Regions from separate parts of the Mus musculus genome. Here region 1 is linked to region 2. A link is a loop called in an ENCODE intact Hi-C map of the cell type or tissue named here. Cell type or tissue: heart. All regions are shown on one strand. Links, peaks and the distances in the headings refer to the core of each region. The heading gives the core; the rest is flanking DNA.

Evidence for each region. Hi-C counts contacts between places; a loop is a spot of excess contacts. Peaks named below come from ENCODE experiments on the same cell type or tissue, not always from the same donor. Only the 100,000 strongest peaks of a DNase experiment are listed, where the experiment ranks them.
Region 1: it touches region 2 in a loop (3.0-fold over the local background); 10 of 42 quality-filtered maps call a loop at or near these places.

The regions. Positions count from the first base shown.
Region 1 is chr10:86,341,642-86,349,974 of GRCm38, forward strand. All of the region lies in intron 6 of Syn3 (synapsin III), which reads right to left. It overlaps Timp3 (tissue inhibitor of metalloproteinase 3), which reads left to right. Exons shown (of 5, transcript NM_011595.2): 3 at 2,292-2,403; 4 at 2,913-3,034; 5 at 4,064-7,864. The coding sequence ends at 4,261. Among named protein-coding and RNA genes, the nearest start is that of Timp3, 45 kb to the left of the region's middle. In heart, for the core only: no CTCF peak of the experiment used is centred there; DNase peaks (open chromatin) are centred at 110, 710, 2,490, 3,190 and 1 weaker place; H3K27ac peaks cover 1,304 bases.
Region 2 is chr10:86,449,294-86,457,626 of GRCm38, forward strand. All of the region lies in intron 2 of Syn3 (synapsin III), which reads right to left. Among named protein-coding and RNA genes, the nearest start is that of Syn3, 45 kb to the right of the region's middle. In heart, for the core only: a CTCF peak has its summit at 3,297 (motif pointing left); a DNase peak (open chromatin) is centred at 6,198; H3K27ac peaks cover 262 bases; H3K27me3 peaks cover 1,145 bases.

The DNA of each region.
Region 1 (8,333 bases), core at 11-8,010, 110 kb before region 2:
GACCATGGGAAAGCAGTTTGTTTTGCCAGGGGCTATTGTTTGTGCAGTGTAGACAAGCTTTCAGGCAGGCTGCAAGGGACAGCACGTGGGGGACATTATGTCCCAGTTGGTCCCAGGAGGATCCCAGGGAAACATGTGCCGGTCATGCGCTTTGCTTGTCCTAACTGGGGGCAGGACAGATCTGCCGGGCAATTGGAATGTGCTGGGCCCTTTCCTTAGTGGTTTGTGGAAGCAAACGAGCGCCAGCAGGGTTTCCTCCAGCTGCAGGACCCCTTGACCTTCAGGCCTCAGGAAGCCATTGTCGTCCAATGCCTGAGACTCTTATGGTGCAAGATTCTTATCGAGCCCTTGCTGAGACCTACTGTGTTGTCGTCCACTAAGCACTTAGTGGAAATATTTACCAAAACCTGAAACCGCATGAACAGTTTACCTGGCGCGGAAGTCAGGGTGTCTTGTTCTTTGCAGGCCATGGTGATGGTGCTGCACACATCAGGAATCTTAACTGTGTTTCCTGTGGAGTCAGATGGGTATCACCCAGCAGCAAGCACATCATCATTCTGGTCTGCTCCCCCATAGCGGACTGAACCCCCACATTCTGTTACTTGTTCTGTTGCAAAGCCCCCAGGGTAGCAGAAGGGTTCAGAAGGTGTCTAAGCCATCAGGACAGGACACTCTGTAAACAAGCAGAGGCCTGCCTCTCTAGATTGTGAACAGACAGCCTCGTGCCCTGTAGACCACCTGACTCTGCTAGCCACCTGCCTGTTAGAAGATGAGGACAAACAAGATGATAATAACAACAGCAGCAGCAACAAAACAAAACCCAGCCCATCAGGTTTTACGTAGCTGGGTATTTGTGAGGCACCAATGGGGTACGCTGGCTGGTATTAATGACCTGAGTAACTAATAATGCATGCTAAGGAATCGTTCTACTGCAAAGCTCTTAGCATAGGGCTAGTGACAACCAGATATTCAAGGCCCTTAGAGAGGTAAGAACCAGGCCTCAGTGTCCCCCTCCACCTTCCCTCTTCCCTGTCTCACAGATGACAGTGTGGCCTCAGTAGATCAGGGCTTGTGTAGCACACAGGGACTCATTCTAGAGTCACAGAATGTGCTCAGTCTCTGTTAAAGTCACATGGCCAGGCATTCCAGTCACGTTGTGACACGAGTCTCGCAAAAGCTAGAGATGCGAGAAGCCCCTGCTGCTGTGGAAGCCCTGGGTCTTAAGCTTCAAAGGCTGCAAGGAGAGATAGAGACAGATGACCGTTAAGACCACAGACTATGCGTTATCTTGCTTGGACTTTGTGCCCACTGTTTACCAACTGTGTGACTATAGACAAGCCTCTAAGCCTGTCTAAGGTTCAGGCCTGAACCTTGTAAAGTGAGACCAAGGCTCTTTCCTGCCCTCTAAGGTCCTGGGCATCCGGTGGCTAGATATTTTAGCAGTAACCTACCTGCAGTGTCACTAACCCTGGGCCCATATAACCCTGTAGCCGAGGCTGTTCTACTTATCACTGGAAGGTTACCAACATCCCTGCTCTGTGTCTGCTCTCCTGCCACGGTGTCTTTGACACGTTGTCAAGGAAACATATTGTCTTGTGCTTCAAATGTTTCCAAGAGGTGTAGCCACTCCGCTCAGTCATGTTGCAGATGAATTTTACATAGTTTAACCTAGTAATAATGATATCCTTAATTAAGAAGTTTTGCTTTGGCGGGAGGGCTTTACCTTGAGCAAAGAAACTCAGCGCCACGGCAGAAGCTCAGAAAAATAAGAACTTAAGATAATGCCTGTCCCGAGTTCACTCTCCTCTAGCCGAATGGAATTTACATTAGTGCCCCCATTGGAAAAAATGGAGTTCTCAGTACCCACTCTCAGGGCCCTTGTGAGAATCCTGTGAGTAAGAACGTTGCTACATACACCAGCCTATCACTGAGATGGCACTTGAAGGCCAGCTGGCTGGCTGGCTGGCTGGCCCCTTGAACTTGCATAGAGCCCTGGGTGCTTTTCATAGTAGATGCCTTGAATCTGTGATGTGCGGATGTGTAGGTAGAGGAGTGGGGTGCAGCAGGTGGATAGAACATACATATAGCTGGATAGGAAGACACCATCCTGGCCCAGGGAAAAGACTAGATGGCCTCCTTCGGTGGTGTTCAGGAAACCCTGTGGTGACAGGTTCATAGTCTACCACTGTCCGGCTGCACAGGGGGGACCAGAGACTCTACAGAACACTACACAGCAGCATGCAGATTGGACACTGGGCTCTCTCTCACGATCATGTTTCTTTTGCCCACAGATGTACCGAGGCTTCAGTAAGATGCCCCACGTGCAGTACATTCACACGGAAGCCTCTGAAAGTCTTTGTGGCCTCAAGCTAGAAGTCAACAAATACCAGTACCTGCTGACAGGTAAGTGTCTGCAGGAGCACTGAGACTCCTTTGCTCTGGGGTGGTCTGCCGAAGCTTGAGTCAGTGACATCCAGAGGGTTGCAGACACCTGGCTCCTCAGGTTAAGGGTCTGGCTTGCTTACGCACTCCTGCCTGGCAGCCTTGGCTCCATTGTACATCTGGTTGTGTCCTGATCTCATGGTATCTCAGCTTTAACGTAGCTAGAAATAGGTTGCCTCTTCAACAGCTCTTGGCAGTCAATCCATTAGGTTTGTCTTGTATGACAGTCTGATCTTTAGGCTGTCGTTGTAGTAATGACAACACACAAAACCCTAAGGAATTCTCAGACCTTTGAGGCCTTCAGCAGAGTGCTTGCTATCTCAAGCTCCATTATCAGTCTGGAAAACAGGGCCAGAATTCACGTCTAAAGGTGTTGAGGAAGGTGTCTCAAACCCAGGGTCAGTGCCTGCCCCCTGGCAGTTGAGAGGTCTAACAGAATGCCTGCCCCCTTGCCTCCTATTCTCCTCCAGGGCGCGTGTATGAAGGCAAGATGTACACAGGACTGTGCAACTTTGTGGAGAGGTGGGACCACCTCACACTGTCCCAGCGCAAGGGCCTCAATTACCGCTACCACCTGGGTTGCAATTGCAAGGTGAGTTCTAGGGGAGGGTGCCAATCTGGAAGCTTTGGTTCCTGCTAGCTGGGGCAGACAGCCTGTTGGGTGGTGCAGGGGTGGTAAGGAATGCTGCCCTGGGGCAAGGCAGCCAGGAAAGCTCTGAAGAACGCCTTTGTTCTGTATTCGCTGCCTGCATGGTGCCTACTTGGCAGCTGCTGGGTTGAGAGGGCTCTTCAACCTCCCCGCCCCTCCCTGCTGCTCTTCAAGGCCAATGACAGGTACAAGAACTTTCAGTGGAGGGTTCTGCCAAGCTCTTGTGAGTGGGTTCACTCTGACAGCTGACTCAACCAGGTCCAGTCCCTTCCCCATACACAAGGTCACGAGAGGGAACCGAATCGCTTTCTCCCCCTAATCCTCATAATAACCTCATGTGTTCCTAATCACTATTATTTCACTGTAGAAGAAATCAAGGCATCAGAGATCTTTGTCTATGATCCTGGGTTATATAGCTTGTTGAGTCTGATTTCCAACCCAGGGCAGTTGAACTCTAAAATCTATGCCTTTATTGTTTACTTATGTTTTACTTATATGAGTACACTGCAGCCACTCTTGAGACACACACTATAAGAGTGCATCAGATCCCATTACAGATGGTTGTGGGCCACCATGTGGTTGCTGGGAATTGAATTCAGGACCTCTGGAAGAGCAGTCAGTTTTCTTAACCACTAAACCATCTCTCCAGTCTTGCTTTTGTTGTTTGAACTCCTCCATTTCCTACAACAGTGGTAGTCGCCTCTTCCCACATCTAATCTGAGACTCAAATGCTGTGTGACCTGGAATGAGCTGTTTAACCTTTCTGAGAGTCTCTATTCATCTATAGAGGGGATTTAGAAGTGTACCAAAAGTTTAGAGACAGTATGTCTGGTGCCCAGTAGACACTCAATGGGAGCTTATAGCTAGTGTTATTAATCTGGTAGCATTAAAGGGCAGGAACCCCCTGGGTTTGAATTCAGGGAGGGCCTGCCATGGTGCAGTCCCCTAACTGTGGCTTGCGTGTCATTACAGATCAAGTCCTGCTACTACTTGCCTTGTTTTGTGACCTCCAAGAATGAGTGTCTCTGGACCGACATGCTCTCCAATTTTGGGTACCCTGGCTATCAGTCCAAACACTACGCCTGCATCCGGCAGAAGGGTGGCTACTGCAGCTGGTACCGAGGATGGGCTCCCCCAGACAAGAGCATCAGCAACGCCACAGACCCCTGAACCCAGACCTTCCCCACCTCACCTCCTTCCCATCCCGCCGAGCGTCCCAGACACTAACTCTTCCCAGATGATGACAATGAAATTAGTGCCTGTTTTCTTGCAAATTTAGCACTGGGGACACTTAAAGTCTCTGCTGTCTATGGAGTTGATTTGGAAATACCTTCCTGGCCCCGCCCCTACCCCTTCTTTTTGGTTTTGACATCACCCATTTCCAACTGGGGATCTCTGGTGCCAAGCCAGAAAGAACGAGGCATGTATACACCTCTTCTTCATGATATATAATCTATATTTTTTTAGGAAAACAGAAATTGAAAAATTTATCCCATTGGGGCATTTAAAGCTACTCTTCTTTCTTCTTCCTCTCTTGACCACATCCTAGACCCAGTTCCATATACACTTCTTCATCCCAATACACAGGAAACATGGATAAGGAAGTTGGCAGAAGTCCAACTGTTTCCCAATCAGTCAAAGGCAGCAAGCAGACAGACGCCAGGTATTTGAAAGGTCTTCTACACAGAGGATATACAACTGTATGTCTGGGTCAGACAGTCTGTCTATGTGTGCATGTCAGAGGGAGAGAAGAGACAGACTGTAGGAGTGGGTCTCACAGTTATCCAGCCCTGTGATACTTGGGTTGACCCCATGTTTCAGATCCTGGAACAAGCATCCAAGAGTAACAGAACTTTCTGAGCTGGCAAAGGCTTAAACATCTGCCTGGGTTCAGCAGGCAACCTGCCCGTCTGTACAAAAAACTCAAAGGGCTGAGATGAACGTCTTTCCTCTCCTGCCTCCCATGAGACAGTCTCCTAGGAATTCTTGGGGAAGTTTGGCTGGAAGCTTGCCAACTGTAAGTTGGAGAAACACACACCTGACACTATCCACAGATATAGTCAAGTAGATTTGGATAGAGAATACTATTTCCAAAGTAGTGTTTAGCTCATCTAGGGGGATGTGTTTATATATACATTTGCATATACCCACGGGGGATTATGAGCTAATTTTTTTTATAGGACACAGAATTCTATTCAATGCTGTTAAATATGCAAATAGTTTAATCTTTTTTTCTTTTGTTGTTTGATGGGAAATTGTGACATTCCAAGTTGACTTTTTTTTATTATCTGAATTAAAATTTGAAACTCTGACCACACTCAGTACCCTACTGTCCCTATAACTGGGGTTATCTGACCATCCATCTCCCTTCTTTGTTCTGCTTTCTGTTCGGGGTGCCCTTCACTTAATTGCCTTACTGGCTGGCTGACGGCAGGGGAGTGTGAGTGTTAGGTTAGGGCCTTCTCATGAAAGGGGCAGTTGCACAGTGGAATGACTCCTCTCCTGGATCTGGGGACAGCATACACTTCTTCCCCAGCTCAGTAATGGGTGAAGTCACTTCCGGAGGTGGTCACCTCATAGAATGAACATGATTGGTTACTGAGGGAGCCAGGCTCTGCCGTCCAAATGTAGGCCTTTTGTTGTGTTGTATTTTTGTTTTTAAATAAAAGTACAGTATAAATTTTCCTATTAAATAAGATTATTTTAAGTTTTAGTGTCAACATTGCAATGCCAATAGTAGGTGAGAGTGTATTGCACAGAGTTGGAGATAGTAAGGTGGTGACATTTAACACAGTTACTCTGTCTTTTTTCAGATTATGGGTATTTATCCTCTATTAGTATCATATCGTTTTCATTCCACTTTAGAAACACAGTTACCAGTTGAGAGAGAGAGAGAGAGAGAGAGAGAGAGAGAGAGAGAGAGAGAGAGAGAACAAGTTCTAGTCTGTCCCCACCCCACACATACCACTGCTTTGTCCAGGTGTTTGATAGAAGAGCAGGGCAGGAAGACAGTTCAGGAGATGGGTGTCAAGTTTTCTCTTGGTTGATTTCATTCCCTTGCATCTTTCCCCTGTGCTGACAGGGGGCAGAAGGCACAACCATTTCCATGGTGTGCCGAGAGAAGGAGCTGAGGTCAGCAAGCCAGTGGTTCTTAAGAGCTGAACCTCTGGCTTTACTGTTGGAAGTTGTCTATTTCAACCTCAGAGTTTCCTAATATGGCGCTCCTGATCTATCTTACTCAAGTGCCCTCCCATATGTATACCCCAACATCTTTTCCATCTTAATCCAGCATCGGGCCATTCTCAATCCCTGGTAATCACCTCCCTTTTACATGGACAGACTTGAGGTGAGGCCTAAGTATGAGGCACCTGAAGATAAAACCAATGGGCAGAACCAATGGCCCCAGTCGGCTTTTGAGGTCTTGGTGAGAAGTACTGGCCACGAAAGGGTCTTGTGTAAAGTTACATCATCGGAGAGCGGTTTTTGAGCTTTCAATAAGCTATAGCTTTGTTTATTTCACCTGTTCACTTACTGTATAATTTAAAATCATTTATGTAGCTGAGACACTTTGATACTTCAATTATATCGTGAATGTTTTATTTTGCTAAATCATGTGCCATGTGTAGGCTGTTGTGTGTACACTGTGTCTAAGAGAAGAAGAAAAGAAAAAAAAAAGAAAGAAACCCACATGCCATTTTTTTTTTCTGATTCAAATTCTACAGTAGAATGGAGGGCAGAATTACTGGGACACAATCACCACTCAGCTAGAATGGAGATTCAAGGAAATGGAAGGTACTAGAAACAGACTCCTCCAGCCTCCTCCCCATAGAATCCTAAGGGTGGGAAGAAGAAGAAGAAAAAAAGCAAAAGCAAAACAAAACAGAAATCAAAAGTACACTCAAGTTCTTGTCCTGTATCAAATATCCCTAGGTCATCTGCCACCCACTTTCCAAGACCTTTCTCCTACTCAACCAGGAAGTCATGGTTTCTGCAGTCCAGAGCCATGGCAACTGAGATTCTAAGCTCTCTTTGTCTCATCCAGGCAACTTTTCTGTCTCCCAACCAAGGAATTCCTCTGCTCAGGCTCCTGTTGCCCAGGATAGCTCTCTTCTATAGCCAGGATGTGGAGCTTAAGGAGACTCCAATGTTTACTTTCTCCAGTCCTAGCTCTGCCATATAAACACTGTCTCATGTTGTGCTTCTTAAACGACAAAGAACATAGTGACTTTTGGGGATAGATCTGTCTGGGAGATAATGTGAGTCCAGGAGGCATTACTCTTCCCTGCCTCACATCAAGGTGCCATTCAGGTAGTTGGCTCCCAGCTACTTAACGATAAAAATATCACTTTCGTATTTGTATCAGAGAAACTTAAAAAAAAAATAAAGTCTGATGGTAGAAATCCAATGAAATGGGAGAAGGCAGGAGAGAGAGGTCTCAGTAGATCTAAGTCGGCTGTTTGGGTTGAGGAGGAGAGAACCCGAGGAAATGACCATGCTCTGGGGACAGGGGTACCTTAGATTCTCTGTCTATTTTTCCTCTAGCAAGCCAGCTGTGCTGAAGCCCAGTAGAGATGAAGAGACACCAGCCAGAGAAAACCCCCTCTAGAAGGAATGTATTTGTTGCTAAATTTTGTAGCACTGTTTACAGTTTTCCTCCATGTTATTTATGAATTTTATATTCCGTGAATGTATATTGTCTTGTAATGTTGCATAGTGTTCACTTTTTATAGCTGTCCTTTATTCTAAACAGTAAAGTGGTTTTATTTCTATCACATACCTGCTGTCTCTTGCCTTCTTGTGTCCTGGCTTGGGAGGTTATAATTGATATCAGAGAGGATCTTGCAAGCAGATTCTGCCTGTCTTCCCTATAACCTCGGCACACAATCTCCTTCCACCCTTGGCTATAGCTTGGCCCATTTCAATTATGCCCGTTTTTGCAACAGATTTCAGGAGAGTTATCCTTAAATCCTTACGCTTGCTAATCCAGCCCTAACTAAACTCCGTCATTCTACTGGCAAGATCCAGTGTTTAAGAGATCTCTATCTAAATCACCAGTGGGTGGTATAATCCTTAGACCTTATTTTCTTCCTGAGAATCCCATGATGGATGACAGAGTGTAAGCTTGCAGGCAGCCATATTTGTCAATGTCAATGGTCTAACTGAAATCCTTAGTGAAGCTCCTAGTTGGCATTGCCATGAATTTCTGAGTCCCTAGGACAGCTGGTGAGCTACCCCCCTCCCC
Region 2 (8,333 bases), core at 220-8,219:
CTGTTTTCTTATCTTCGCGTTATGTATTTGTCTGTCTATCTGTTAACCAATAGCCTTTTCATCTGGCCACTCACCCTTCTACAACTCTCTTCCACCAACCACCAATGGAGGTAAAGGAGTAGACAATATTCTTGTTGTTGGCATTTTGTCTAGGCTCCGCCCCACAGTTACCTGGCAACAGCCAAGCATGCCTGACTCACTATAAAAGGGGCTCCTTGCCCCTCCACTCTCTCTTGCCCTCTTGCTCCTGTTCTGTCCATTTGCTTCTGCTCCCCCTCTCCCTCCATTCCCCTTCCCCCTCCTTTTCCATGTGCTTATGGCTGGCCTCTCCTCCTCCTCCTCCTCCTCCTCTTCTTCTTCTTCTTCCTCTCTCTCTCTCTCTCTCTCTCTCTCTCTCTCTCTCTCTCTCTCTCTCTCTCTCTCCCCCCCTCTCTCTCCTTCTCTGTCCCTACTACCCTCACAACTTCCATCCCCATGCCCTGAATAAACTATTCTATCGTGGCTGGTTCCTCAGGGGGAAGGGATGCCTCAGCATGGTTCCGCAGAGGCACCTCCTTCTCCCACACCTGACTGCATCTCCACCAAACATATTCCCTCTCTCCTTATCTTTTCATAAAATACAGCACTTATGACCTCCCTCCCTTTCCCTGCTGACCCTCCAATCTTATTGCTTGATCCCTCCCATTCGCCCACTTTCCTCCATAGGGAACCTTCTCCTGACCGTAAATGTAGATCATCTCCCTTGGGACACCAGCTGTCTTCCCTACTGCTGATTCTAAGTATGATTAGAATCAGTAACTGTGCTTAACACTTGTAACCCACTGAAGTACAACAGGACTCCAACCAGTCTGTGGCCCATCATTTTATCCCCAGCACCCACAAGAGTACTTAAAACACTACAAGAGTGTGCAACACACCACAAGAGTGCAATTAATTGAATGAATAAATGAATGAATGAATGAATGAATGAATGAATGAACCAGTGAGTTATAGGGTTGAATCTGTGGCCTTTTTCATTTAATGTATACATTAAACGAGGCAGGCATTTTTATGTCTGTCCTATCAGGGAGGAAACGCAAAACCCAGAGACTAAATGCTTAAGGGTAACCTGCTTCCAGGTATTTTCCTCTGAGTCTCTGCTTTCTTTCGCTCAACCCTGAAAGAGTCTGGATAGAAGGGTGCGTAGAGCATTAGGTGCCTTCCCATACATAATGCTAAAGAGCCAGCTTGCATATCCGACTCACCAGTGAACCAGGCACTGCAGTAAGCATTTCCTTCTTAGGGATGGCAGCAGTGTTTTTCCTCCACCTCCCTCATTCTCTCCCTTTTCCTCAGCAGAAACATTCACAGGTTAGCACAGGTTAGCACACAAAGCTATAGCCCCGAGTCTCCCGGATGTTAGGTGTGGCCACACAACCCAGTTCTGATGGATAATCTGTAAGCATCATGCTCACAAACTTTCTCTGAACTTTCTTCATTCTATTCTTGTCCCTGGAGCAGGGAACGATTTGCTCAGTCTTCTTTTGTGAAAGGGTTCTTTCTACAAATTCTTAGAATGCTTCCCTGTCTGTGTTCACAAGCCCCTATGGCTTCTCAGCCAACGTCAGTAGTACCTTCCTCTCCCAAGACTTCCAGCATCCTTGACTGACAGCGTCAATATTTGTGGTACTTTTTCTTACAATATTAACAGGCTAAGATGTCACTGGGGCTGGACTTTTGTGGGACAGGAATGGTTGGTATGATCTGAAAGTAAGGTGTCCCTTTGTTTCTTTCCCATGGGTGCTCTTCAATTGTGTGTAGCTAGTCTCACCCAATGCAGAATTTCATCACGAGTCTTCAACAAGGGAGTCAGCACATTCCATCCCACTTACAGTATTTGTGGGGCCTGAGGGGGGGACAGCAAATGGCCTATGAGGCGTATGACTAATATTTAAAGTTGATAAGTATTCTAATTTCAATTCTGTTGCTGTGGTACAAGACCTTATCCAAAAGCAAGTGAGAGATGAAAGGGCTTTCTGGCTTATAACACCAGGTTACAGCCCAACATTCTGGGAAAGGCAAGACAAGAACTGAAGCAGTCCCCGCATGTCCATAGTCAAGCGTCAAGAGAAGATGAATTCACCTTTGCCTACTTGCTCTCATCTGGCTCTCTTTTGTAGGGAATGGTGCATCCCACAGCTGGCTGGGTTTTCCCGATTAACAATTAGGACAATCATCTACAGACAAGTCCACAGGTCAATCTGATCTAGTCAGTTCCCGGGTTGATGCTCTCAGGCGATTCTACACTGAGACAAGATGACACTGAAAATGAACTACCACCATGACTAGAGTTAGCAAACATTTAAATACAATATTTGCATCCCTTCTTTGATGACTACAGCTCATAAGGACACATCCAGACTGTAGCAGCATGGCAATGGCCAGCGTGGTCTTTACTCTTAATTCCCATTCTTCCCTAGTTCTCAGTTACTCTCCTCTCTCCATTCTTCACTCTGCACCCCTGCAGATTCCAGTGTTCTTCTCCCTAGTACTTGACCTTCTCATCAACCCCCAAGAGGGAATGGGGCAGGATCGCCACCCATATCCTGTAGATGGAGAAGTTGCCATTTAAGGTCTCATAAGTTTCCCATAGTTTCAGATTTTCAAGATTCAGTACAATTCCTTCCTAATGGGGACTCTGCCAGCAGATGGCCCACTTAATCCACATTTACATTACATTAACATCCACATTATTTACAGCTGCTTCCATAGACACCACACACCCCACACACACACACACACACACACACACACACACACACCACACATGCACATGCACGCGAGCATGCACGCGCGCGCACGCACGCACGCGCGCACACACACACACACACACACACACACACACTCCTTCTTGGGATGCTTCAGTACGTCCTCTGCTTTATGATTCTGGTCTTTTGCACAGGCTCACACCTCTATTTTGCCAGACTCCTCTTTCTCGAAGTCCATAGTACTTATAGGTGCTATCTGCTCTCTTGTTTTCCTTAGCAGCAACCCCACCTGGCTGGGCTGGGTGCCCCTCCTCCACAGGTGAGCACATCATACCCTCTACCTTATGGTACTGCCCTGCCTTGTAATTATACGTTATGATCTGTCCTCTGCCTCTAAACATCCAGTCTGTGAGCTGTTTCTCAATAGTCACTGCATATGACAGCACCCTGTGACAGGGCACAGGACTTTGCTTCCTATATGTTGGCCAGGTATGGAGATGTCTCCCTTGTCCCTGCATCCAGATCTTCCTTGTGACCCTTTATTGCCACCTACTGGCAAACTGTTGCAATAACTCACAAATCTACATCTTTTATTATATGGGTCATTGTGTGGTTGTCCAACCTATAGGACTGACAGCCTTGGACTTGATTCCAACCCAGAACCAAGAACGCTCTGCACTGTATGCCACCCAAGAAGCTCCTGCCTCAAAGACGCCACACCTTCCCAGGAGTCTTTGGAATGTTTCCTGCTGGGGCTGGCAGGCTGTCTCAGGCTGAGGTGAGGGTCAGGCGGTCCATCCCTCTATCTGGCTGAGAGTCAGAAGTCTGTCTCCTGATGGGCCACACAGACTGCTGCCTTCTTGCCGGGGAGCGGGGGTTGGGAGTGGGGACAGTGGTGGAAGGGTGGGCTAATTCAGCCTGGAGCTGCCTCAGAACAGCTCTGTGTGGCAGAGAGAAGGGGAAGGATGGCCTAGAATTCTAGATGCCTTGGGGGTGGAGCCCACTGTCTCTGCTGTTGACTGGCTGTTTGACCTCAGGTTAAAACAGATGGATCCACGTTGTCCAATGGCTTTGCCTTCGACCAGCAGTCTCAGCCCAGTGCCCTAATATGTCCATTTTCATAGCTCCTTGAATAACGCTGCCAATCAAACAGATCCATGGTCCTGACCCTCCAAGGGGTGGGAACACTAGATTCCAGGAGGGTTCTGTCTCTGTGGGTGGCCTCATACTTTACTGACACATTAAAGGCAGCAGGAAGGAGAATATTACAAGCTAGGGCCACCCGGGGTGGGAAGTCTCTAGTTTGGGGCCCCGGGATGTGGTGGCATGTGACAAAGATTTATGAGAAGTGGGTACTGCTTTCCTTTCCTGCCACTGCCAGGGAATGAGGACATATGGGATCTACCTGTGTCAAAGCAGAGATCCTGGACAGATCCACCTGACTGTGGAGCTAGTGAGGCGAGGTAGCATCTCTTACTTGATCCCAGAGGATTCTGCCAGCCCCGCCAGCCAGTTGGGATCCTCTTCCCACCTCCCTGAGTCCTGGAATGCAGCAGGGGCAGCACGCTCACTCATTCAGGAGAGTCCCGAGGGTTTAAACTCTGGTTCTCACACTTGCACAGCAAGCCCTGCCCGTAGCCCTGGGAAGGCATCGTTGCATGATTTAACCTGCAGTGATGGACTTATCTGCTCTGTGCAGAACCTTCAGGCTCCCAGGAATCAACCATGAAGATCACACAGGGTTTACTCCCTCCTAGGAGGGAGTGGCACACAGATGGACGATAACCATCAGTGAAGCAGCGTAGAGATCCAGCTCGGACCAAAAGGTGCACTCTGCCCAGTCTTGGATGGGAAGCAGGATGAGAGGCATGTGTGGTACTGATGAGGTGGCCCAGCTAGTCCACCAGCTAATCAGCTCATCCAATATTTGTGCCTATTCTTTGTCAGGGCCTAAGACTTCAAAGGTGTGGTGGTGGTGGTGGTGGTGGTGGTGGTGGTGGTGGTGGTGGTGTGTGTGTGTGTGTGTGTGTGTGTGTGTGTGTGTGTGTAGACATGCAGAGGAAGACCTGGTTTGGGCGTGGGGCAGGATTTCTGATACCTCCTGACCTGCTGTAGATATCTTGGGGCCACTCCATGCCTCCTCCTCTGAATAATGGGGATGTAAAAGGTTAATTCTGAAGGTGTTGAGAGGGCTTACACTAGGACCCAGATGCAAAGGCACCCAGGAGGCTGCCAAGAATGTACCAGTGGGCTACTGATGGGAGGTGTCTGAGTGCGGCTTCGCATTGCTGGAAGAAGAAGCAGAAGGGCCTTCTGGCTGTAGAGGCAGACCCAGGTCCTGTCTAGCTCTGCCATTTATAACCTAATGCTGCCTCAAGCCAACCCCACCACCACAGTCCAAGTTCTCTCATTGGTAAAATATTAGGAGAAAAATGACTACATCTGCCATCTGGGTATGGACTCCTGAACAATGCTCCTGGCACACAGCAGGTATTCGGCTACCATTCAGCTCATCCCTTCTGGTTTGTTTTCTGCATGGAGAAGGCTGAGAAGATTTATTATCTATTTACCCATACAAAGATTCACTATCCATCCAATAAACGACTTATCTATCTATCCATCCATCTAACTCATTCACCCATACATCCACTTGCCCGACTATTTATCCATCCATCCATCCATCCATCCATCCATCCATCCATCCATCCATCCACCCATCCATCCATCCATCCTTCTTCCTTCTTCTCCTTACTTTGTGGTAAGCATTATGTTGGTCTAAAATATCCCAGTCAAAGCAGAAAGGTTTTTGCATCATACCGGAAGACAGTCCTTGAGGAAGACAGAGATCCACTAGCTACCTTAACATCTCTGTCTTGTATCACAAGCCCCCAGCTGGTAGGTCTTGTGGGATCCATAGCCTCATTTTGACAGAATGAATTATAAACTTACTTTTGTGTGGGACAGGGGGTGTGGTGTATGCTAACACGAATATGGGTATGTGCAGGTGTATGCGTACACGTGGAAGCCAGAGGAGACATCAGGCACTCTTCTCTATTTGTCCCTAAGACCACCTCTCTCTGAGCCTAGAGTGAGGCAGGCAGCCAGGAAGCCCCAGTAATTCTCCTTTCTCTTTCCAAGCGCTGGAGTCTCAGGGTTGTATGTGTGTGTGTAGGACAGCATGCTGAGCTTTTTATGTGGGTGCTGAGAATCCAAACTCAGATCTTCATGCTTGTGGAGCAAGCCCTCTTAGCTGCGGAGTCATTCACACCACGACCCCCACCCTTGCCCCACACCCCCCTCCCCCACATACACACCTTTCACATTTAAAATACAGAATTCATTTTAGAAGTCTGGCTTCCCTTGAACATTAGAAACTTGGAAACATCTGGCCTGTATTCCCAAACGGCAGAAGCTGGCTGAGTGTCCTGCAGCTGCTGCCTTTAGAGGGAACATTTGCCTGTCACAGCCAGCACCATCCCTCCGGTTCCCAGTCATCTCCCTGCAGCTGAAGCCAAATGGCTAATGTCATTTGCCATGGAGCCTAAGTGGCTGTTTTCCTGACCACAGGGAAGTGTTTTCTTCCCACCTGCACTTGTCCCTATCCACGTGCCCCCAAACTGGCTGATGTGTCTTCTACAGATAGCCTTATTAAGCCTGTTCTTCACATGGTAATTAACTTCTCAAAGATCTCCAGAAAGCCCAGCAGAAGAGTGGACAGGAATTCTTGTCCCTTTTCCTGCCATGGAAGATGATTCCCTCTTGCCAGGGAACACATTAGAGACAGGCTTCTACAGGCCTTGGGGAGAGAGACATTATGTAATGAGGCTGGCATCTGCCCAGAGACATGCCTTTCCAGGGGCAGGTTGTAAGCAGTGGGGTAAAGTCTGGGGGGGGGGGGGCTCTGAAGTCTCTATAGCCCAAGTAGAAGCAGGTCTGTGAGGGACTCTATAGAAAGGTCACTGGGAGGACCTGGACGAGAAAGCCAGTCTGTGGAGGGTGAGGCTATGGGATTCCTCAGAGAAGAACGAGGCAAGGGTATGAGACAGGCAAGACAAAGGCAAGAGAAGAAGAACCAATGCTTCCATTTAGAGCCTCCTCTAAGGGCTTCTAGAGTAACATCATCTAGGGTCAGAGCCCTTCATTACTGTCACAAATGAGTAGCCAAACCAAACTCAGAATCTTCTAACTAATGGGAAACTCACCCCTTCCCCCAACACCACTTGATCTCTGCCACCGAACTGTACTTATACTGAACTGTACATGTGCCTGGCCTTCTCTGTTTATCAAGTTGAATTTCATCTCCATCGTCCATTGTTCCACCAGCAGTCTTGCTCCTATTCATTTAAACCATGTAGTAAGCCCTCTGTTTTGATTGATTCTAAGGTTGGCTTTCCATCGAGGTCAACAAGCAGGTCCCTGACTCCATTCTAGACATTCTGAGTCCATTGTGGTATGTGACAGTTCCTCATGGCCTGACCTGGATCCATCCAATCCTTGTTTAGATGTAGTTCCTCCATTCAAATTGGTCCATGTTCTGACAGAATCAAACCTCCCTCCTGTACACAACATTTGTGGGTTTGTCACAAAGTCTCCTCAAGAGAGAAGGAGTAGACTAAGCCATGATTAATTTTCACCAAGAATTTGTTTTTAAGTGCAAGGGCAAAACAAGAGTTGACGTGTGCAGGTACAATGTATGCACATCTCTGGAGGGTACTCACAGGCTGACGTTTTCTAGAATTCCAATCATTACACATTCTTTTCCTTCTAAGAATGTCACCATCTATATCCAGTAAAACCTCATTGTGTGTACTTTGACCAAAGATGCTTGTTTTCTTTACAAAGAACTTGACTTTATACAACAAGTTTAGGGCAGTAGCTGGAAACAATCATTCTAATGGGAACACTCATCCAGAGACATGGTCCTCACACAGCCATGTGCTATTATGTCAAAGGAAACAGGCACTCTTTACATTTGAGAGCTCATGGCTCAGTCAAGCTCTTTAGAGAATCAGCAAAAAGTGAGAGATTTAGGGGGAAAGGTCTCCCTAGACTCTTCTGTTCAAAGACATTTTCCTTGTATCTTCTAGCTAGGATCCAAGACTGAAGCTCTCTCCTCCAAGATTCTACAAGAGCAGGGTGGTGGTAACAATCTTTCTGTTTCCCCTTCCTCTGTCTCTCCTCATAGGAGCTGGGTAGGAAGCTGCAGAGACACCAGCCCTTGGATTGGACAGCATGAAGACCTCACGAAGAAGGGTCAGCACTTGAAAAATTCCTCAAGTCAAAAGGGCTAGGGGCTTGGGTGCCACACAAGGCCCTCACTGTGTGTGCACATTGTCTCCCTGATAAAAGGGGCCGGGCCTGGGAAAACGGAGCTGTCTCCAGGCAACAGAACTGGTTGATGGGGAATGTCCAGGCCCCTCCCCTCTCTCTGGACACTAGGGCAGGGAGAAACACAGGGAGGGCAGAGGTACAGGGCCAACGTCTAGCACTGAAGCCCCCCCAGGTGGGGTCAGATGGAATGTTTGAGTTAATGAATAAAGCAAACAGGAGGTGATACCTCATTTTTGAGACCCCCCTCCTCTCTTC